3 separate regions of the Homo sapiens genome follow, and regions 1 and 3 are each linked to region 2. A link is a loop called in an ENCODE intact Hi-C map of the cell type or tissue named here. Cell type or tissue: psoas muscle. All regions are shown on one strand. Each heading gives the region's core, and the rest is flanking DNA. Links, peaks and the distances in the headings are about the cores only. Region 1 has its middle 210 kb from the start of KCNQ5. Region 2 overlaps KCNQ5 (potassium voltage-gated channel subfamily Q member 5). Region 3 overlaps KCNQ5 (potassium voltage-gated channel subfamily Q member 5).

The links. Hi-C counts contacts between places; a loop is a spot of excess contacts. Peaks named below come from ENCODE experiments on the same cell type or tissue, not always from the same donor. Only the 100,000 strongest peaks of a DNase experiment are listed, where the experiment ranks them.
Region 1: a loop joins it to region 2, with 9 times the contacts of the local background. A loop is called at or near these places in 73 of 110 quality-filtered maps.
Region 3: it touches region 2 in a loop (4-fold over the local background); 3 of 110 quality-filtered maps call a loop at or near these places.

Annotation. Positions count from the first base shown.
Region 1 is chr6:72,408,533-72,416,646 of GRCh38, reverse strand. No RefSeq gene overlaps it. Among named protein-coding and RNA genes, the nearest start is that of KCNQ5, 210 kb to the left of the region's middle. In psoas muscle, for the core only: a CTCF peak has its summit at 4,274 (motif pointing left); a DNase peak (open chromatin) is centred at 4,276.
Region 2 is chr6:73,126,845-73,134,958 of GRCh38, reverse strand. It overlaps KCNQ5 (potassium voltage-gated channel subfamily Q member 5), which reads right to left. Exons shown (of 14, transcript NM_019842.4): 10 at 1,318-1,538. KCNQ5-AS1 (KCNQ5 antisense RNA 1) reads left to right here. Exons shown (of 5, transcript NR_046621.1): 5 at 1-156. Among named protein-coding and RNA genes, the nearest start is that of KCNQ5-AS1, 13 kb to the left of the region's middle. In psoas muscle, for the core only: a CTCF peak has its summit at 4,853 (motif pointing right); a DNase peak (open chromatin) is centred at 4,878; H3K4me3 peaks cover 691 bases; H3K27ac peaks cover 584 bases.
Region 3 is chr6:72,862,000-72,870,113 of GRCh38, reverse strand. The region is part of intron 1 of KCNQ5 (potassium voltage-gated channel subfamily Q member 5); the gene reads right to left. Among named protein-coding and RNA genes, the nearest start is that of MIR4282, 100 kb to the left of the region's middle. In psoas muscle, for the core only: no CTCF peak of the experiment used is centred there; a DNase peak (open chromatin) is centred at 4,493; H3K27ac peaks cover 4,914 bases.

The DNA of each region.
Region 1 (8,114 bases), core at 1,501-6,500, 720 kb after region 2:
ACTATCCTTCACTTTTACTACCTTCTTTAACAGTTGTGGCAATGACGTCAAATGACTTATGCAAACCTCACAATGGATTGTTGGCAGGTTGTGATGAGAATGTCAACTGACCAGACAGAATCCTTTCTTCTCTTGGGTAACATCTTCCCAGCTTCTTTAACCTTTTAAAGGAGGTGGTTTTGCAATGATATTCAAATTATGCTTAAATTTGGGCAGCTCCTTAGGCTTTTAAGTGAAACACTTTATATAATGAAAATAACACCTATAATGAGCATGATAGTATTGATAGTAAAGATGATGGTGATAATTCATTAGGCATTATGTGTTGGGAGCTGTACTATGCACATTTGCAAATATTGTTTTAAAATTCTTACAATTTTTCCTTCTAAGAAAATAATATTAACTTGCCTCAACTTGGAGATGAGGGATCTGAAGAACAAAGTATTTTCATTCCTTGCAAAAGGCTACAAAGCTAGTAATTTCTGGAGCTTGGATTTGACCCCCAGCATACCTTTTCTCTGTTATTGTGCTGTTAACATTATGCACACATCTTAGGTCCCAGCTGAATCCCATCCAACCTGTTATCTTACCTTATGCCTTTTCACCAAGGACAGTTCTATCATTGCAAGGGGCTTGTGTCCTTCAACTCTGGGGAACACCATATGCAGGGCTCTACATGATTCATTAGAAGGCTCTGAGATAGCCTGGCATGATGGCTAAGAACACTGCTTTGCAATCAGATAGACCTGGATGCAAATACTGGCTCCTTAACTGACTAGTTGTGATACCTGCAAAGTCACTTACTTAACCTTTCTGGGATACACTGTCTTTTCCTGTAAGTGTGGGCAATGCTACGTACCTTACAGCTTTAGCAGGAATACGAAAGTTAGATGCAATAACTATGTAAACTACTGGCGATTAGTATGTCTTTCATATAATGATTGTGTTGTTTCTGCTTCATTGAGGTTTTCTGAAAAAGTCATTGTTGTGTCTGCTCAACCTTCACTCAGCCTACACTAAGGGCAGGCAATTCACTCAAATAATTATTGAGGACCTGCTATGTTAGATACTGTGCCAGGCACTTGTAATAGAGCAATAAACATAATCTTTGACTTTAAGCAAATTACTTGACTGGTAAAAGGAGTAGATCCCTCTCCACCCCCCGACAAATTGTAGTAGAATGTGATAATAAAGACTTGAATATTGTACTATGGGAACACAGAGGAATAGCTGATGTTACCTGGGAGGCAGTCAAGAAAAGTTCACAGATGCGCAGTGAGCAAGATCAACAAATGCCACATACAAATCCTGTCCCCCCTCTAAGAAAAGATGGCAAGACAGCATTTCTCTGCTGTCCTTAATCAGTGGTGTGCCAACATACGGCAAGGATGTGATCTGAGGCTGACCTAGTCATTACATTCCCAGGTTTGCCTAAAAGAGGATGATAAAACTCCTGTGCCCAGCTAAGGCAATGGCTCCCCATAGAGCACATAAGTTTGAGCTGGAGATTTCTAAGTCCTATTTATTGCTCCTGAGAAGGCTACTTCTTCATTGCTAAGAGTTTCTATCCAAATGAACTCTGTTGGAGAAGATGGATGTGATTCCTTCTAGTAGCCATTATTTACTTTTGCTCTGGTCACTGAAAATACGTATTTCTTATATAAAATGCTGCTCTCAGCTCCACCAATCAACCAAGAACCCAGACAGTCTCAATCTCTTCTGTAGCAGTTTCCTTGGCAACCAGGACCCAGCCAGGGAGCTCGCCAACCCACAGTGGGACCAAGTGAAACCCTGCAGCACTGTCAGGCACTCTCTGCTTTTAAATAGTAAGCGACCACACAAATGCCAACCCAGCTGCCATCATTCTCTATTTGTAAAGCACCTTCCATCTGGGCACCTCAAAGCGGAATGCTTTCACAACAGGGGTCTTACCTGATTGAGATGAATGTTATCATTATTCACATTGTTCCTATAAGGAATCAGGGGTGAGAAAAATCAAAGGATTCTCCAATGGGCTCTTTTGTCTTTCTTATCTTTTAATATTTTCCCTTTCCTTTTTTTTTTTTTAAACCAATGTTTCTGGCACGCCCTTGCAGTTACTTTTTCAGTTGTCTTGGAAAATGCCACATTAAAAGGCCAGAGTCAAGATCACAGTACTTACTCTTCCTCAATCAGGGCAGCCCCATTGATCTTTCATAGTCATAAAAGGTGAACCCAACTGATGTCTAAGTCAGGCACTGCTCCTGAGGTTCATAATCTGGTTTGCTGGGGAAGGAGGGTGGATTGTCAGCAAAGGAGGACCACATACTGGGTAAAAGTGCCTTCTTTCTCTCCCTGTGCCAACCACTGCTCACACCTGATGCTTCCTATGGAGCTAATTATGAGAAAAATATTTAGGACTCCCATTTTAGTGAATAAAACTTACCAAACGAGATTATTTAGAGCAGGGCTTCTCAAACTTTAGTATCTCTATGAATCACTCGGGGATTTTGTTAAACAGCAGAGTCTGATTCAGTCAGTTCGGGGCGGGACCTGAGGGTCTGTATTTCCGACAAGCTCCCAGCTGTTGCTGGTGCTACTGGTCAGAGGACTGGACTTTGAGTCGCACGGGATCAGGTTCAGTGTTTGTTGTTTACACATACTCACACACGCCTGTATGTGCTGCAGAAGTGGACGAGAAAGAAAAGCACACCTTTCATTCTTAGAGGGTTTTATATATTTAAAAACACTTTGATAGACATTTCTCTTAGGCAAGCAGGGTAGGTAGCATTATCACAGTTTTTTCTGCCCAATGGTATATAGTTATATAATCTCATTAACTATGAGGTTATAGATCCAATTGCTCATACCTGTTCACCACAAAAGACTAATTGAATTAGAATATGTTTGTATTATAGTATTTTTGTTAATATTATGGTATTTGTACACAAATTAGAGTGTCGTTATTAGATTGTTATTAATCACACACATTTTGAAATGCTGTAAATCCTAGTGGGTTCAAGTTACTAGGGAGTTATTTCACAGATTCCACAGAGGGGTTCAAAGAGACATCTCTGGGGAGAGAGGGTGCCTTTGCCAATGATGCATCTCTAGAAGCTCCCACATTCATAGTCAGGTGAACTTTGCTGCTTTGTCCTGATGTTTACTGGCTTTTCTCCACATTGATTGAAATTCCATAATCATGGTGAGAATAATTAGAGTGGTGTCAAGGAATCTCCTACCTCCCACCTGTAGTGGGTTGAATGATGACCCCCATCCCAAAATAAAAGTCCACTCAGAACATCTGAATGTGATCTTATTTGGAAGAAAGGTCACTGCAGATATAATTAAGGTAAGGATATTGAGATGAGAAGGCCTTGACTTAGGGTGGGCCCCAAGTCCAATGACAAACGTCCTTATAAGAGATCAAAAAAGAAGAGAGGGGGCACCTGGAGGCCATGTGAGGATGGAGGTAGAGACTGCAGTTCTACTGCCACAAGTCAAGGAGTGCCAGTAGGCTCCAGGAGCTGGGAGTGGGCAGGAAGCATTCTTCCCTGAGGCCTTTGGAGGGAGTGTGGGTCTGCTGTCACCTTGATTTCAGATTTCTGGCCTCCAGAACGGTAAAATAAGTTCTTGTTTTAAAAAGAAGTTCTTGTCGTTTTAAGCCACAAGCTTTGGGTACTTTGTTGTGGCAGCCCCCGGAAAGAGTGCGCAGCCCCTTACGCACCTTCCAGTGGTGGCTCATGGTCCAGCCTTGAGAAGTTCTCTCCCTGCTGCTCATGCCTCCTCTCTGCCCCCCTGTCCCGGGTACTTGGCCTTGGCGTGGCCTGTCCACACATGGCTGTGCTTGAGCATGGTGGCATTGGTCCCAGGGACAGGGCAACTTTATTCCATAAGTGGAAACGACAGAGATTCTCTGACCACACACACCTGGGGACTGGAAATGAACCTATAATCTCAAGGGAGGTGAGTCAAAACTCAGAATTCATTCACCAAAACAAAACCTCTTGATTGATTCTTGGTGGAGATAAAGATGAAAAAGATTTGAGTATGCATATAATTATAAAATACTTATACTGTATTCTCAAGCAGATATTTTTACACCATATAAAAGGCAGTTGCCCCACAAGATTAGTCCTTAACCTTAAGGTTTAGTCAGTCCTAGTTAAATTTTCCCTACTGAAGGCTAGCGCATCAGCATTGACTCTCAAAAGATCCCTCTGCATTCAGCGTCTTCTCGGACCTGCACGAAGCACTGCTGCCATCTTGTGGCTGAGATGCGCCACTACACCCGCTTATTTTATGAGGTTCTAGCTCTCACCAACAGAGGGCAGGGTTGAGGCCCCTGCCTGCAGACAAACCCTTGTTCATAATTTTGAGCCAAATGCTAGTGTGGCAGAGTGAGATTTCTTTTTAAACTAAATTTTGAGAAGAACCAGGTAATACAACTGCTATTTGCCTGTTAATAAAGCAGGGGAAATTCACAAATATTTCACAGCCTCCTAGGAGGTGAGAACATGCCACTAGATACACTATTTTGAATTTCCTATTTTCCTACTTCCTATCCATCTGATGCCCTAATGGCAGCTAACAGGGAGGAGTCCAGCGTGGGAAGGTGAGGAGGGTTGGGATTGCAGGAGGCCAGGTGATACCCTGACACTGGGCTTCCTGTTACCTTTGGAACTGAGAGGCAATCCAACCCTAAAGTGGTAGAACTTTGTTTAACTCTCCAACAACTAGGGTTCTGATAGCCTGATTTCCTAGGAAAGAGGATTTATGTAGCTCAGAGTTATATTTGGTTTGTGGTTGCTATTAGAGTAAAAGAATCAGGCCTGGTGTGGTGCCTCACACCTGTAATCGCAGCCCTTTGGGAGGGCAAGGCAGGAAGACTGCTTGAGGCCAGGAGTTTGAGACCAGGCTGGCCCACATAGTCCGACCCCCATCTCTAAAAAAAACTTAAAAACTAGCCATGTGTGGTGGTGCATGCCTTTTGTTCCGGCTACCGAGGAGGCTGAGGCTGAGCCTAGAAGTTTGGGGCTTCAGTAAGCCATGATTGTACCACTGCATTCTAGCTTGGGTGACGGAGCGAGATATTGTCTCAAAAAAAAAAAAAAAAAAAAAAAAAGAGAGAGAGAGGGAGAGAATCTATCTTTCTTAGTCTCCATCTATCTTTTCACAAAAGTGAAATTTGCCTGACTGACCCGCATCAACATCCCCCTTCACCTACCCCCAATAAAATCGTCAAACAGAGCAAAGCTCAGAGCAAGAGTGAAGGTTCTGGGGCCTTCCCATTTGTCCTGCCTCCTTCCTCTTCCATCATTGTCTAAAGAAAGGCTCAAAGAATGTTTCTTAATTCTTTATAATTGGAAAGCTTTCATCAAGAGTGTTTTAAAGAAAAAGAAGTGCATTTCTGGAGCATTACTCTAGGGTCACCAACTTATCAATTTTAATCGATGAATCAGAGATCTAGACTGAAAAATCATGAGTGTTTTTGCTGGTTTTACTTAGTAGATAGAAAGGCCAGTGGAAAGTGTGGCCCGTCACAAGGCTCTGCTTTCCAGGCCTGGGCATTCAATCTTTCTGTGCAAACTGAGCTCCTCCAACCCCTGCATCACTTGGAGGTGGGACCGGCTTCATAGGCCTGGGTCCTGGGCAGTCACACCAGCCCTCGCACTCAGGAGGCCTGCTCTTGGCTTCACGCTCTGCTGTTGCTATCTTGAAAATCTTAAGAATTTTTTAACATGCGGGCTCAGATTTTTATTTTGTACTAGACCTCGTAAATGACATAATAGGTCCTGCCTGGGAGTGTGTTAGAGATGCATTATCTGAGGCCTCATCTTGGACTTCTAAAATTGAATGTGTATTTTAACAGGATCCCAAGGTAAATGGTTGCAACTTTAAAATTTGAGCACTGATCTTAGCTGCCTATGAAGTTGTGGTGGCAGAACGCAGATGAGTGAGCAGGGGGTGAGTCCTTGGCAGAGAATGCAGGGGAAGATCTGCCTTCTCCTCTTCAGAATGGAAGAATCAAAAAGCAGAGAGCCTGGGGGTGGGGGGCACTTGGGAGATGATGAAATTCAGGGAGAGAGAGGAGAGTAAGTGGAAATTGTTTTACAGTACAGGAACCAGCTCTCATAAACCATTTCCTTTATAACTTGGTGACCTGTCATAAATTTTTGAAAAACTTAGTTCTAACATTGGAGCACAAAAGTGAAATTGAACCATGACTGACCACTGTTTCTCTGGCTTTAGGATATAGCCTGACCATTGTTGAGCTATTGCTCTACTATGGAATGAGACAGGATTCCCCATTGATCCAAGTTGCCCTTTATCCCTCCACTGTTTCTAGACATTTTCCCCTCTGTTACCCTTCTAGCTCTCAAATCTCCAACCCTTCCAAACTCAACATGCACACTTTGCTTTATGTCATCGGGGGGTTACACATTTACAAAAGAACATCTTGGAAAATACTTTTACTTCAGCCTGTAGCTGCTTTCAGAAGGATAAGAAAACCCCAAGGAAAAGGGGACTCCAATAGTTTAACTGCCAGAAATACAGGTGGTGGATTTATAAAGTCAAAATTAATTTGTAATTTTAAAATTTACTGTTGCTATGATTTAGAAAAAAAACCTTCAAATAGGAGTGTTTTTTTTTTTAATTTGTGTGTCATAGAGCACTTCATATTGGTTACTTGCAATTTTATTGAGCCCAATTATTATACTTCCAGTGTAGAAGTCTCCACCTTAGTGTACATGGTTGAGAAATCAAACAATATATTTGATATAATACCGTGTTAGGTCATTCTTGCATTCCTATAAAGAAATACCTGAGACTGGGTAATTTATAAAGAAAAGACACTTAATTGGCTCACGGTTCGGCAGACTGTACAGGCAGCATGGTGCAGGCATCTGCTTGCTTCTTGGGAGGACTCAGGGAGCTTTTACTCATGGTGGGAGGCAAAGTGGGAGCTGGTACTTCGTATGGGGAAAACAGGAGCAAGGGCAGGGGGAGGTGCCCCACACTTTTAAAGGACCAGATCTCCTGAGAACTCACTCTTTGTGGTGGGGACGTCACTAAGCCAGGAGGGATCCATCCCCATGACCCAAGCAGCTCCCTGCAGGCCCCACCTCCTACACTGGGGATTACATCTCAACATGAGATTTGGAGGGGACATCCAAACTATGTCAGATGGTGAAATTAGACCAAAGAAAAGCAGAAGCCACACAAAACAAAAGTGTTGTTTTTAGAATACAAGCTAGCATGAAAGAAAATCCTGGCTAGGGGCAACAAAATCATAGACTTTATTTTGATTCTCAACTGAAGAAATAGCTATGGATCCCTTTAGCATTATAACTAGCTGTTTTGGGAGTTGGAGGTGAAACTTTGGGATTTATGAAAAGGAGATTGAGTTTTTGTAGACTGAACAGCAGTGATCCAGAACAATGTGGAGTCCTCAGTTTCTGTGTTGTGCATTCATTCTACCATCTTGTGTTTGTGTACAGTCCCTGTGCCATACACTAAGCTACTTGTTTATGTCATTATTTTTAACTTGAATTATTTCAAAGGGATTTACAAAGAGTTTCAAGAAGCTGTTTCATAATAACATTATTGGAATAAATCATAAAAAGAAAAAATACATACTAGCTGTGAATTCTTTTATGATTGATGTGAGAGTATAATTGTTTTACAAAGTCCTGGAGAGACAGGGTAAATTAAACTCGTATAATGGGTTATTATACTATTCCTGCAATAGTCCCAGGCAGGAGTTCAGGAAGTCTGTGAACTAAAAGAGAAAAAAGTGCATCTTTTCTTTTTTCTAATCTCTAATTGTAATTTAAAATTTCTTTCATTTATCACTGTAGGTAAGAAACCACAATAGCATAGTAGTACCTGTGACCTTGCTGTCAGTACAGAATCACACATATTCATAATATCAACTAGTATTTATGCTCATCACAGCTTCAAAAACACTGTAGTTATTGGACCTGTCACTAGATTTCTTTTAATACCTCAGTAAAGAAGTCATATGTATTGCTAGATGACAAATTTTTGTTTTATTTTGTTTTTTGAGACAGGGTCTCACTGTCACTCAGACTGGAGTGCAGTGGTGTGACAAAGGCTCACTGCAGCCTCTC
Region 2 (8,114 bases), core at 2,883-7,882:
CTTGACTCAGCTGCTCAAGGGCTTTCAGCCAAAATCCTAGGAGGAGAGTGAGGAAACTAGAGGACACTGAAAAGCTGTGCCACAAGTGACTCAGATCCTGCAAGTGGCTCGATGGAGGAGTGTCCCGTGTTGGTGGCGGAGGTTTTTCCTTCCTTAGCACAGGACAGGCTGCGGGGAAGCATGGCAGGATCAGCCGTCTTGCGCCCATATGGGACCTGCAAGCTCCGCCAGGAGGAGCCACGTCAGTGCAGCCACTAGGGGTCGCCCTGAAGAGCATGGCACCCACAGGGGTGTGGAGTGAGGCGTGAAGAGGTGACTTGTGTTGCTCACTTGAGCGTGGAAGAGATATCCCTGAGGACCTTTGAGTAAGCTGAGAGGGACCCGTGGACTGCGGTTCCAGGGACTTCACTGCAGGGATCCTCAGATCATTGTGATTATGACCCCTGGTTGTTAATTTTATTCCTCGAGCTTTGAGGGCCTGGGAAAATACACGTTATTTAGGAAAAGGGAACAGAAGGACTGATAGCCTTTGTAGTTTTTATGCATTAATGGGAAATGCTATTTGATTTTGGTTCCTTGCCCAGTATAAGAGATCCCAGGGGGCCTAGTTAAAAGGAAAGCCAAGCTTATCTTAAATGAAAAATAAAATATTTTATTTTATAAACATGAAAATTATGTGGCACTCAATAAAATGTGTTGGCAAGTGAATGTCTGCTACATAATATGATAAATAAAATAGGTTAATTCCTCTTGGGAGAAGAACTTGAATTTTACTTATCATTGGAAGACTTCGAAATAACTTTCAACAGGAACCTCTCTAAGGAAGATAAGCAGTGGTCTCTGATTTGCTGGTAGATGGAGTGTGTGAGAGAGGGAAAGAGCACCTTCATTGTTGACCAGAAATGATCATCCTCCTTACTGTGTTTCAAGATATTCACAGAGCAAGCACCTGGTTGTCCCTGGGTCTTGGACCTTTGCTGGTCAGACGTCACAAATACATCAGAATGACAGTCCCATTGATCTTAATGTGGCCCTTGTCTGAGAAATAAATTTGTAGATACAAGTGAAGAATTAACAACATTTTGTCAGCTTCTTTGGAATGTAAATTTAGCTGCCAAAGTGGTTTCCAAAAGTAAACTTATGTTCTGTACATTTGCCCAAGGCAATGAATAAACTTCCAATAAAACAAACAAACAATTCTTTCTCTGGGGTTGTTTTCTTCTTTCTTCAAGTGGCACTATGGAGAATTAATTACTTCATAATCTCACTCACTATAGCCTATCCAATTAAAAATGGTTATGGAAAAACAGGGCTTACCATCTATCACTGGTTTTGGCTGAGAACTTTTGAGGCGCAGCGAGGGCCGGAAGCGGGTTCGGTCGTTGAAGCTCCAGCTCTTCTGCACTTTGGTGGGACTGCCCTCGGCTGTGATGTCGGTGCTTGGGGACCTCCTGTCACCTACTGAGGCTTGTCGGCTCTTAATACTCTGGCCCCTGGGGCTAGCCATGCGCACTCGCTCCTTAAAACTTAGCTTCTGACTGTGGAGAACAGAGGCATGATTATTCCATTTCAAGCAATTTCTTCCACTTTGCTTGGGTAAGTAATTTGATGAAGCTCATGTGGTCATATATTTCAATAGACAAGATGTTTTCAGCACGTAGGAGCATAGCAATTATTTTTCCCTTATTTAAAATTTGAGCTTTATCTAATCTCTATATTTGCATTCGAGATCAATCTCATTCTACAGGTACATACATCCTTCTTGGATTCATTGTAGAAAAGACTGAGGTCATACAGCATTTTGTACACAATTACACTGTAGATAACTAAGAACTGTTTTGGAATTCACTTGAAAAACAGTTGGGTAATTTTAGCTTTAACCTCAACTTTTGAGATTTAAAAAATTATTTTTTGTTTGGGAGCATATCTCTTTGTAATTTCTAGACATTTCTACAGGTAAACAGGGATGACAGTTACATATATACCTACATTTGGCATGCATTTTATATTCCAGGCAAGATTATGTTATCCATAAATTCATGCAATCTCATAGCAGTTGGTAGCACCACATACATAATATTAAACACACAACACTTAACATTAGATTTCTTTTATGCTTACATTCATTCTTGTGAGATGAAAACCACACAAGATAGAACAGCCCCAACAGATAATGAATGTGATGACTGATGAAGAGAATGAGATGTTATGTTCACTAACACAATTTCCTGCTAGTAAACAGGTTATTGATTTGCTGTGGCAGCTACTGGTAAATTATATTTGTTCAGGCATTCAGTTCTCTGATGCCGGCTAAGATCAAATTGTTGTGGGCTGATAAAAGAAGCATTAACAACAATCATAAAATCCAAAGTGCATCTTCACACTTTCCTAATCAAGAGATATGCTATGATGTGCTAGGAAGGGCAGGTTGGGATCAGACACACGGGGGCTAGGGTTCTCATCTCTAACTTGGAGATAAACATAGCAACACAGCTAAGGGATTCTTGTGGGAATCAAATGAACTGTAAGAAGCTTTGTGTACCCATTCTGTTTTTTTTTCTTGTTTCCTTTATAGTGAAATTATGCCATTCATTAGAAGGTGATACTGTCATCAATGTGAGAGGCCCAGGACTCTGCAGGGCCTGAAGAAATCCTGGGCAATGAGTCTGAGGGAAGTCTCTCAGAGCAGCTACTCTGAGAGAGTAAAGCCGCAGCCTTTGTGGGGTATGAAAGCAGCGTTCTCATGGATAAGGCTTATTTGAGACGAAGTGGAGGCCTTGTTTTGTCCACTTACCGCAATGTCCACTGTCCCCAACTGCAGCATGCCAACAGCAAATGTGTTTAGTGGATATGTGCTTTGTAGCTAACAAGAAACAGTAACATTTATTTTTCCATGCCTAGTTGCTTAACAAACGATATTCTAAAAGGGCACCACGTTTTATGTGTGTTTACATGAAAACAAATCAAATCATGAACTGGTGGTCAGGGAGTTCTGGAAACAATAAACAAGTTGACCATGCAACTGACAGCTCCCCTCTGAAATGCAGACACAGCTAAGTCCAGCATGACTCGCTGAAGGCACATGCAAAGAACAGGCGGGGCAGTTTGGTGATGAGGTCAGGTGGGTTCAAGAGTTCTTTACAACAATCCCAACAGTGGAAGAGTTTATCTGTGCTTGACACATGTGTGATTAAATGATAGATTACATTAAACAAGAGCAACAATAACATCATAAACCTGCATCTTTTAATTCTCAGGCTAGGTTTTCCATGTCATCCCAAAGCCTTCAATTATTTAAACAAATCTGTCAAAGGGATGGTGCCCAAAAATATCTACTTTTCTCAAGCTTTTTTTTTTTTTAAATTGTAAAAGTTTCAAATCTCTTTTTAGTTTCAACACATCTGTTCCATAATTTAAATTTACAATGATCTAGTTCAGGAAGCATATGCTCACTTCTGCACCTTTATTCAGATTAATGAATAGCTCAAGTTGACATAGATATCATTACAATTGGTCCTCACTATATTTGATTTTATCTATTACCTTTTCTGGAACTAACAGATGCTAATTACTATAAAAGGTTGGTTTTAGTTAATATCAAATTATTTTCTCCAACTTTCAAGATATATCTCTTTTCTATGTCAACTAAATACATAAGAAATGGATAAACCATCATAAAAACACTTAATATGAAAAATTAAAAAAATTCAATTACTAAAAAAGTAAAAACATCCAAAATGAAAGTATTAGCATTCAATCCACCATAGTTTGTTTATAATAAAAGTATTTTAAAAATCATACCTATAAAAATATTTTTAAAAATTGCCTCTATGAACCATTTTGACATTACCTTATGAATAAATTGGAAAATGTGAATAATATTCTCTAAATCTTAGTATCATTTAAAGCACTTAAAGTTGACAAAAATAAATTCTAAGTAACATTTCCCTTTTGTCCTTCTCAACTACATGGATATTTGCTAATGTCTATTATTTTAAAGATTCCCAAGAATTATTTTAAAATAAACTCGGCATATTACATGTTAAATTAGAAAAAATGTAATGTTTTCACTTTCTCTTTTGACATAATTATATGAAAGTTAAGAATAAGATTCTAATCAAGAACTTTTTAACCAGGCAAAATTTTCTTTTCCAAGGCAAAGATCTGTTCTTGTGTCCTCTTACAAAAAGCTCACTTTATTATTTTTCTACTTTGTTTCCCTTTGAAAATCAACACAGCGTCTTGATTAGATGACTATTAAGCTGATCAGGTGACTGTTACTGAAAACACACATTGAATTGATTAAAAATATAGACTCTTCACTGAAACACTGAAGTCTTCATTATTTTCCTGCCTTTTTTTTGGTGACATCTACGAATATGATTTTTGAAGATTTATGTAACAGTATTTTTAGGAAGAATGCCAAGGATTATCCCCAAGAGACCAACAAGGAGGTCTTGCTTTGCAGAAAGTAAAAAAAAAATTGCTGTGGTCATTGATCGGAGCATCTCTCTTAGGGTACAGTCCCACAGTTACAGCTGAGGACCATGCTCAGCAGAGCCTGCACTGTCACCCTGCAAGAGAGAATTCTCTCATCTCTAGGAACCAGATGTACAGGTTATTCAAATGGCCTAGCATGCAGTCTACTACCGGCTGTTCTCTGCCAGGCAACTGTGTGGCATCATCATAACCCCACAGTAATCCTCTGGGACTTAGAATGCTGTAGTTATTGTTATACTTAATTAGGGTTTTAGCCCTTCATGGGATAAGCATTCTACAAATTCTCGCCTCAGGCACAATATGGCAACTGAGCCATAACAATCCAGTGCGTGCAGCAGCTCAGCAGTTGTCCAACCACAAGGAGGCGCCAAAGGGCTGACTGCCAGTTCTACGCGGGACGCCGACTATTTGTCCCAGCGGTGGAGAGTATCAAAGCAGGCAACAGGCAACAAGGAAAATTTCAAGCGGGTTGAAAACCTCATTCAAGAAGTCCCTAGAAAGAGTGAGTCTCTGAACAGGGCTCAGGTGGGGTGGCGGTGTAACCTGGTCATGCACCTGAGGTTAGTTGGCATTCTCAAATCTCATGTCAATAGCCCGGATGCTGGGTACCTCTGCTTCCGTGAGGTGTACATTCTGAAGAGCTTCTGCTTATTACTACAGAACTTACTAGGAGTGAGGGAAATAGAGCAGCACATTACTAAGCATTTCACGAATAGGAAAGTGCTCAGGGATTCTTTTATAAAAACAAAGCCATTTGGCTTTATTGTTTTTAATATAGAAGTACACAGACTATTTAAGCAGAGAGTACTATGTTGTTTAATTGTGCTGCTTGAAAGATATCCAGTGATCTTAACGGCTAGGTTGAAAAATTGGATTTGAACTAGGCATTACATACAAATGATGATAGTCTCTGTGTTAGCATGTAAGAATAAATACTTTAGAATATAGCTACCCCTGTAATAAATATCAATAACACATAGTATAAATGATTAATAACGTACTTTAGAACTTCAAAGAATAACTACAGAAATCAATAAATTCATGACATTAATTGTTGAAATTTGAAAACGTAAGTTCTTGGTTTGTGTGAAACATCTGCATTTATAGTTGATATAGGTAACCAATTGTCAGAATATATGTTCAACAAAACAGAAGAAAAGATTCTAGATTGCTGGTTTGTAAGAAACGAAAGAAAAGTACGTTTCTTATTTTAAGTCCTATGATGTGTTGTTAGAAGACTAAATCCGTTTCCTCTATCAATAAATGTGAACAGAAGGAGAGACCATTTTGGAAAGATTGTTTTTGAAACAATGGAACATTTTGCCAATAAGGACACAAGTTGACTATGTTGGAAAAAAACCAAAATCTAGTCTTATTGAGTTTAGTTTAACAACACATGCAGATCATTCATTGCACACAGAAGAAAGAAAATTGAAATAACAGAAAATAAATGCAGAAAAAATATAAGAGCACACAGTCTTCCACCAGGGTTCTAGAGTTCTCTCCAAGAGCCACACACAGCTTCAGAACTCCCCCTTCCCCCAAAAGCCAACCACACAGGAGTGGTTCAGAAAAAGCACTCGGTGGCTCACAGCACAAGAGTGTAATGTAATATAAAAATATCATTTTTGCCTTAACGTTTAAGACATGCATCTTTACAACAGTCTCACAGGTACCTGGTAAAGCAACTTTAGTCTACTCAGAAATCTGAAAGGGTTCTAGCAAAGCTTTTAAAATTGCCATTAAGGAAGCTTAAGTATCAAGCAGGCATATAGCCAACCATTGTTGATTAAGAAGACAGAGTAACTAGAGGCAGCAAGATGTATAGATAATCTCAAAACCTCAGATAATATAATCTGTTTTTGTAGCAATAAAACTTAGGTAGATAGAAGGAAAAGCCTTCTTGTATCAATGTGATGACTGACTACTATTTGATAATCTGGTCAAGGAGGAAGGGAGAACCACATAAAACCTCAAGGTGAGAATATTGGCTTATTCTGGACAGATGGATTCACAGGTAAATTCAGTTCTCTGAAAATGACAATTTATATCAAAACAGAAAAAAACTTGTCCCATTTTAAAAATGACTTTTCCAACTAATTTTTTAATAGAATGAAATCAATAAACACATTTACCACCACATATATGAGATTAGTACTGTTTTAGTGGGAATTCAGAGGAAAAGAAATGAGTGATTAAATGATGCTAAAGAAGTATTTTATGATTGGAGTAGAGGAAAAAACAGCAGGCTCAGTTGAGACTAACAGTAATTTGTACCTGAATGTACCAAAAAGAACTGATGAAACAGTATTTTCACTATTGCTCAGTTGAGCTATATTTAAAAAGCTCTTCTTCAGATTAATGGCTTGTATTTTATTTTATTTTTTATTTTTTGAGATGGAGTCTTGCTCTGTCATCCAGGCTGGAGTGCAGTGGTGTGATCTCAGCTCACTGCAACCTCTGCTTCCCAGGTTCAAGTGATTCTCCTGCCTCAGCTTCCCAGGTAGCTGGGACTACAGGCATGCAGCACCACGCCCAACTAATTTTTGTATTTTTAAAATAGAGGGGGTTTCACAATATGTTGGCCAGGCTGGTCTCGAACTCCTGACCTCAGGTGATCCACTCTCTTTGGCCTCCCAAAGTGCTGGGATTATAGGCATGAGGCACTGCACTTGGCCATTGTATTTTTAAAGAAAAGTTTTGGATCTGTCATAAATAATGTGACATTTTTCCTTAGCCCAAGACATCGTAGGCAAATTTTGTTTAAACATACCCTAGCCTCAGTGTAGAAAGACAAAATCCCTTTTTAACAAGAACATTCCAAAGCCGGGAATGTAGTTAACTAAGGGTTCTATAAATGTGTTCGACATCTTAATCAATGTTGCAGAAAGAAAAGCCTCTCTGTGTATGACCCACTCTACAGTCATGGCTCCGTCCTTTGGTGAGAGTGCCAGGCACCCAGAGGCGGATGTTGGCTGCTGTGTTGAGTTCATCTACACTTGGGTTTCTCTCAGTTTGTAACACAAAGAAAAACCATGAAGAAGGACTTAGGAGATTCCAAGCTCTGGGCTAAAAGGTGAAAATGTTGGCTCCTGCTTGGGCTGAAGCTTGTCTCCTCTGCCTTTCTGACTCACCATCAATAACTCAGTGGTCCCAAAGGCAGTAAATTACTCTGCAGTTGGGTGGTGTTAATTAGTTCCTTTGAAATGGGGTCAAGCATTAATTAACAATACTCTGGACCCAGATCTACTCTTCTGTAAGGAAGAACTCTCATTATAAATGCATTTTACTTTGTGATATTTTGCTTGGGTAAGGACAACTTTGTTACTTTCTAAGATGGTACTGTTGCTATTGTTATTACAATAGCCTTTCTGCATTCATTATGCAGGATTATAAATTCTGTGTATGGAGCACAACAAGGTGAAAGCTTACATAATATTAAATGGGAGCTTCAGCTTACTTTCCTTAGATTATTGCAATGTTTTTAATTTTTTATTTCTCTTTTTATATTTCTCCTCTCTTCCCATTTTTTGTTGGTGTTTTATCTCTTCCCACAAACTACTTGAGGTCAGGGCCATTTTATTACTCTATCCAAGAATTATTTATTGAGCACA
Region 3 (8,114 bases), core at 1,404-6,403, 260 kb after region 2:
TAAATAATAGTCAAACAGAATAATAATCAAAACACCAGCACTTCAGAAATAGCTGTACTTTACAGTATGAGCATGTGCAGGTGAAATTTTGACAGGGCCATTTTAGTGGTGTGGACTTTTCAATGCAGCAATTTTGGCAAGGGAATATTTTGATATGCCTTAAAGAGCAAACCATTATATTTTTAACTTCTTTAAATACCAAGTTCTTTGCACAAAAATTATCCAAATTCTCTTTGACCCTCATCGCACCCTGGCTTTGTGGGCTGCCCTGAAGTTGTGGTGCACCCCATGTCCAGCTTTGACCCGACACTGGGCCTCGCTCCCCCTGTGGGGAATATCCTGAAGGAAGGCATAGGAGTGAAAACATCCCTTAGGCACATTACTCGAAAACACCACCCCCATTTTTTTTTGTCATTAAAAAGTACTTCTTTAACAAAGCAAAAGTTTCATCCTTTTCAATGTAAAAACATTTTTACATCTTGACGTGACTGAATATCAAAAAGGCTGTGTCAAAATGTTCTGTCTTTACAAAGGCGATGCTTGTCAAAGATGAGCGAGGAAGCCTACAGGGGAAAAGACACTCATGTATTTAACCAAAGTAAATGAGAAAATGGAAAAACTAAAGTTCAAAAAAGTCCATCTATTACTACAGAATCAGAATATGTAAGGGTTAGAACATACCTAAAGGACCATTTTGTCTAAATGCTAACCTAATATTTTCATTTTCCAAATCGCCTGGTTTCCTGCTCTCAAGTAAGTCAATGACCCTCGCCTGTAGTGTCCATCGGCCCCAAGCTCAGATCCCCACATGTCCGGGATAGAAGGAATTCCGGTTTGACAACTGGGGAGACAGCCTCATCACAAATCCTGCACTATAGGTAAGCACTAATTCTTATTGGGTGTTTTTCTCTTATCAGAGACTAAGTCTTGACCAGAAAGTGGCTCTTGACATTGTTTCTTTCTTTTTAATTTTTAAAAATTATTATGGGCACATATAATATGTGTATATATTTGTGGGGTACAGGTGATGTTTTGATACAGGCATACAATGTGTAATAATCAAATCAGGGTAATTGGGTATCCATTATCTCAAGCATTTATCATTTCTTTGTGTTAGGAACATTACAGTCCCACTCTTTTATAATAGTTATCTTTAAGTTTACAGTAAATTATTGTTCTGTTGTGCTGTGAAATACTAGACCTTATTCATTCTATCTCTATATTTTTGTACCCATTAACCATCCCCACTTTATCCCCAGTCCCTCAACCTTGTTTCTTGTACTTGAATCCCTATTTTCATTACCTTCCTTAGGAAGTGGGGGCTGCCTCACCTTCCGCAGATCTCCTCAGAACACCATCTCGTTATGGGAGCTCAGCTACCATGTAGACTGCCATCCATTTAGCTCTGTTCATAGAGCTTACTGGTTGCTCTCTTTCCCATGATTGTGCTCTACCTGACTGTCACCTTTGCCTGGTTCTTGATGCCAGCTGCAACTGCAGAGTCACCGGTTGCCAATCATAACACTCACTGAATGCAATATGGCAGTCTCCTGAATTCATTTCCTTCCATTGCAGCTAGGTCCACTCTTTGAACAACCACTGCCAGTGCCAGAATTGAGGCTCAGGTCTGGGCCACTCCCAGACTCCCTCTGGTTAATAGGCCTGTGTGTATCATGATTAGAATGAAATTTCTATTAAGTCGTCATCCAATTTCTTGGGGCTTAGAGACCCAAAAGGCCACTAGTTTTTGAGGAAGCTGATTTTATCTCATGAAAAGAAATGACTAATTAGAAATGTTTTAATTCTGTGAACATGAAATCAGAGTCTACATAACACACACAGTGCTTTTGGGCACATTACAAAAAGGCATCTCTTCTAAACAGATCAATTTTTTTAAAAGAAACTCTGCATACCACAGCCTAATCCAAGCCACAGTGCTTGGCCATAGGAGCATGGCAAAATTTCAGCCCACATTTACCTCCTTGTCTGGAAGTCCTGGTGGAGGACTCCCATGAAGTTACATGCAGTCCATGTAACTCTATGTGACTGACGGATTGGCCCTGGTCTGTTCCTTGGAATCTCAAATAACAGGTCTAAATTGCTTTTCCACCACAAGACTCTCCAATTATTATTATTATTATTAGTAGTAGTAGTAGTAGTAGTATTAGTATTATTAGTATTATTTTTAGAGTCTCACTCTTGCCCAGCCTGGAGTGCAGTGGCTGATCATACCTCTCTGAAGTCTTGTGTGTTGAGGCTCAAGCAATCCTCCTGCCTCGACCTTCCCAGTAGCTAGGACCACAGGCATGTCCCACTGTACTTGGTTAATTTTTTTTTTTTAAGAGAAGGGGTTTTGCCATGTTGCTCAGGCTGGTCTTTAACTCCTGTCCTCAAGTGACCCTCCCACCTCAGCCTCCCAAAGTGTTGGGATTACAGGCATGAGCCACCATACTCAGCCAGAATCTCCAGTTATTTGGAAACAGCTGCTCTATTACCTCTGCAATTTCTTTTCTTTGGGTTAAACATCTTGAGTTCCTTCAACTATACCTCTTTGTGAAGTTTTAAAAATCCCTTCTCCTTCTTGTTGGCTCTGTTTGGAATATGCTTCCATTTATCTGTATTTTTCTTCAAGTATGCCCTAAACACACACAGCACTAATGCAGGTTGGTTTCACCAATGTGGATTTATAATTCTCCTTGTTCTACAACATTCTGTGTTTCTTTTAAGGCACCTTAAGACCAAAGAAAGTTGTTAACAGGCTGGCAAGAGAGACTCTGAGCTTCAGGTATCAAGTATTCTAACTTAAATAATTCTCAAATTAAACAAAACCAAAGTATTTTCTTACAATTACTTTTTTAAAGAGGAGTATAAAGAAAACTGTGAGAAACTCTGAGAAAGCAAAAGCTAAGCAAATTTTTTGTGATATATTTAGTTAGATTACAATTCAGTAACTTATTTCCTTCCATAGAGCAAATGCTGATTCCCATACATAATTTCAAACTATCTTCCTTCAATTCTATGTATACACATATACTTATCACTGAACTATTAAACTAATAGGTGAGCCTCTCAAATATCCAATATATGCCTATATCAGTTGTGGCAGTGACAGAGCTTAATCAATTAAATTCATAAGGGCTTGACAGAAAAAAAAATTAAATACATTTTGCCAGCAAATAATTTGAGCTCATGCAGATAAAGGGGAGGTGGTTAAAATTAAGAAGTTCATGTAGTTTTCCAAATTAAAGGAGATATTCTAATTACATCTTTAATGGTGTTGAGAATGTTAATGACGGAGGTTATGAGGTTCAAGGTCCTTAGGCAATATGGTTAGATTAGGTCACAGTCTAAATTCTGAAACTGTTTTCATGCTTTTAAATTAACTAATTGTTGATGTGGATGTATAGCAGGGACTGAAATGAACTAAAGGGTTTGACTTAAGTGTGGTTTGGAGACAGATCTATGTGTCTAACTATAAACGCACAACTGTATCATCTCTTTTAGCTTGTTTGGATAAGCCTAAGATTCTTATAAAGGAGGATAAAGATGGAGATGGCTGGGCCAGATGCAGTCGCTCATGTCTGTAATCACAGTACTTTGGGAGGTGGAGGTGAGTGGATTGCTTGAGTTTAGGAGTTTGAGACCAGCCTGGGCAACATTGTGAAACCCCCATCTCTACTAAATACAAAAAATTAGCCAGGCATGGTGGTGTGCATCTGTAGTCCCAACTACTTAGGAAGCTGAGGTCAGAGGATCACCTGAGCCTGGGAGGTTGAGGCTGCAGTGGGCCGAGATCACACCGCTGCACTTCAGCCTGGGCAACCAGAGTGAGACCGTTTCAAAAAAAAAAAAAAAAAAAAAGGGAGATGGCGGAGGAAACTAGAATAAGCATGATGGGGAAATTCTGAGGGGACATAATAAAGTTGCAAACATGAAGACTCCAGAATCAGACAAACATGATTTCAACCTTGCCTCTGCTATTTTATATTATGTGACCTCTGGGCAAGTTATCTATTTTACTTTTACTTAAGTCTTAGTATTCCTGTTTAAAAAATGGGTTTAATAACAGCTATTTTGAAAGTACTGTGGGGTTAATTGAGATTACATAATGTAAAGCTCTCAAGATATAGTATATGTTCAATAAAATGTTTGTCTGTCTACCAGGCAAGTTGACACAGGCAGTATGGTTCCAGGAAGTGCTTATAAGGTTTAGATCTTTAATGGAGAATCCTTCTCTGCAGAAAAGCGCTGCTCCACAATAAAGATTCTGAGGACTTAAAAGCACTCTATAATCAGAGACTTAAATGGCTGCTACACACTGATAAAATGACTTGGATTCCTCCTGGATGAGGGGTACACATGAGTAGAAGACATTATTAGTAATCTTCAGTTGTCAGTTGTAAAGTATGCAGTCAGGAACTAAGCAAATGATATGCCCTAATTTCAACACACTGTTGGCTTTGGAATTAGGGCCAAGTTTTCGTGACATGTCTCCAGCTGGCGTCTCAGTGGTGCTGGTTTTCTGGATGGCAAAACATCCTGTTCAGGATCCCTTATGATCAAAAGAGCTCATCCTAGGGATTAGCCTGTCAAAGAGATAATGCACTGAATCTTACAGAGAGAAGAATGGTGACAGGACCATTATATGACCTGAGATAGGTTCGATATTCTGTAGTGAATCCACTAATTCTGCTTAGTTCCTTTAATTATGCTGGATAAAGGAGATTATATCTATGAGGTACTTGGTTTATGAATTTTCTGTATTTTGGCCCAGACTGCCTTTCAATATACATTTTCATGAGGACTTTTAGATATATCCACACTTGAATGAAATAGAGTCTATACGCAGAACATCAACAAGGAGAGTGATAATGCAAGAGTGTGGAAAGAACTTGAGATGCAGACCTGGAGGATTTTGGATTGAGGTCCTGATTTCCACATACAATTTCTAAGTATCATGGTAAAGTCACTTCACTCCTTTAGACTTCAAGTTCCTCATTTTCCAAGTGAGGATTATGATATCTAACTCCAAAGATGCAGTAAGGATTAAATGAAGAAATGTAACTGATGTAATGTAGGCCTTACAGGTAGAAGGTTCTCAACAAGTGTTTCCTGGATGAAAGACATGAACTATATTTAAAGCAATGTACAAATATTGACTCAGATGTGAAGAGCTCTGTAATTCTTACAATGCTAGTTTTCCCATATCCTTGAAATACATGTCAGTTTTTCTGACTGAAAGTAGCAAATGTTTAAACAAAAACAATCAAAACTAAAATTTTATTATTCAAAATTCACAAAAGTAAACAAATGAGAAAGAAGTCTAGTTAAACTTTCAAATTATGTGGAGTTTTTTTTTTAAGTTTGTAGCACTTATATTTCTAAATTAGTCAAGCCTAAAATTGTGCTAAGACTTTTAGGACCCTGTGTGTGTGTGTATGAAATTAAATTATGTAGTGATGTTATTATTGAGAGAAACTAGCATCTCCAAATAATTCTGCATGGCTTCATAAAATCAAATTCACTCAAGCTTTGGCTACTGCTAACATTTTAATATTTAATAAAAATATCAGAGTGTTTTGCCAATAACCAGGCTAATTCCACAGTGGGGGAAAATGAGATAAAGAAAAAACAAGTGGCTTAACTAAGGCCATGTACTGACCCAGATTTTCTCAGTGAACAAACATTGCTTCTGGGCAAAGAGTTTGCCGTTTTGGAACTGGCATTAAGTTAGGAAGGCTGCTAGGACAGTACTTAGTAATTTAGTTTTTGTAAACTCCTTGGCTTTGTGTCTTGAGTAGTACTAATGGCCCATTATTACTTTAATGATAATAAAAAGAAAAGTGGAAGGGTAGAGAGTCAGGTAGCATTGGAGGTAGTGTTCATGGGATATAGGCATGGCTGGCATGCATGCTGCATTTCAGGTAGGTGTAGAGTACAAGGGAAAGGGCATAGGAATAAAAAGCATAAGTAAAAGTAAAGCATATAAAAAATTGATACCTTAAGATACAAGAATTTATGACATGGGCAGCAGGGTACAGACTCAGACAGTTTCAATATTTGGTTATTGAGCTACTTGCCGCGGGGAGGCTGCAATCCCTCTGCAATGCCAATAAGAAGGGGATGTATATGGACTGAGGTACAAACTGCCTCTGCCATGGAGCCATTATTCCCCTGGTAGGGGAAAGGGGTGGTCAAAAGAAAATTCATACTTTTATTGTTTACTTCCAGTACACAAGACTTACAATTATTTGTGTAACATAAATTTAAATAATTGATGTTTTCAGCTGTAATTTTTGGATTACATTTCAAACAGTTCAAAATACATTTATTTTTTCTGATAAATAAAACACCCTTACACAACTTTTAAAAAAATTCTAAAAAATATCTGCTACAGAAATACCTATATCTGAAGGAAATTAATGCCTTACTTTATTGTCCAGGTAGAAACTGACCAATCTTGTTTGGGTCTACCTACTCCCCATTACCTATCATGAGCTATTTTTAAAAACTAGTTTTTATTATGTTTCAGAATGATTAGCTGACTTTCTTTGCAGTTTAGGGAAATTTTCCTTTCCCTAAGCCCTTTAGAGTCCTTTCAATAAAATGCACTGTGTGTAATGGCAAAAAATATTTCATGCAATCTTATGCAAAAACAGGAATCTGAAAATGGAAATCTTAGGAATGAGTTATTAAGAAAAGACATTTGGATCAAAGAAAAACGTATTTCTAAAGTGAGTGTGATTTATGGTGTTAGGATGGGACATCTTGCCTTCTGAGAAACAGACTTGCTTGACCCAGTTTGTGTTCAGCTATCTGGTAACTTGTTAAAAAGGATTAACATGTAAGGGTCTGGAAAAACTCTAGTCTCTAAGTGGCTATTTAGTATGGGCAGGAAAAGGCTGTTTTTTTCCTAGAAGCCTGGGGCCATACTTTTCCTATGTTCCCATCTAACACATTTAAGGCACACCTGTTGCTGAGAAATGCATCCTCTACACTTTACAGGGTACGTTTATACACACAGTAGCAACTGAGTCATTTAGTCTGCCATAAGCTGCTTCCAGTTTTTAGCCTATTTTCTCTGGAAAATAATACAATTTCTCTTTTTTGGCAACATTCCTATGAATAACAGTGCAAGGAGAAAAACAAACAATTATAAATTTTTAGATATTTAAAAGACATTGGTGGCCCGGTGCAGTGGTTTGTACCTATAATTCCTGCACTTTGGGATGATGAGGCAGAAGGATTGCTTGAGTCCAGGAGTTCAAGATGAATCTGGGCAACACAGTGAGACTTCATCTGTACAAAAAATTAAAAACTTAGCCAGGCATGGTGCTGAGTGCCTGTAGTCCCAGTTATTCGGGAGGGTGAGGTGGGAGGATTGCTTGAGCTCAGGAGGTTGAGGCTGCAATGAGCCAATATTGCACCACTGGACTCCAGCCTAGGTGACAGAGCGAGACCCTGTCTCAAAAATAAATAAATAAATAAAAAAGTAGGAAGACATTGGCTAGGTTTTTTCCCCTAGCCTAATGGACTCACTGGACAAAACTTGATTATAAGGGTGGTAGAATACTAGAATGAGCTTATGACATATTCTGTTAATTAGAAAAAATCTTTTGAAAGCAACTTACTGAGGGATTTAAAAAGTACTAAAAAAAGAGACAGCAGGAAAGCAGTGGCTTTGGAACACTACGGGAATCATAATGAGGAAGCAAGTTATTTGCTAGTGCCCCTCCCTCTTCAGCTCTTAGTGTATCTTTGGCAGATTGAAAACACTTAGTCAACTTCCTTTTTAAATACAGTAGACATGACATTTATGGCCTCCTCACTTACTCCTCCTTAGAGAATTTCCCCTCTCACTTTCCAAGAAGCAGTTCTATGGGCCCATGACAGGACCCTCCCCAGTTAGCCCAGCTACAGCTGACTGGATCCAGGTGACAACCAGCTTGTGCTAGACAGACAGGTCCCTCTCCAAGGAATTTGGAATTGGGGCAGAAGGACAGGAGTCAGTTAACTTGCCTGTGGGAGTTTGGTTTGAAAGTTCACATAGAGTCTGAGCCAGACTTAGCACCACTGCCAGCCAGAACCACATGTACTAAAGATTTAGTAGGGCC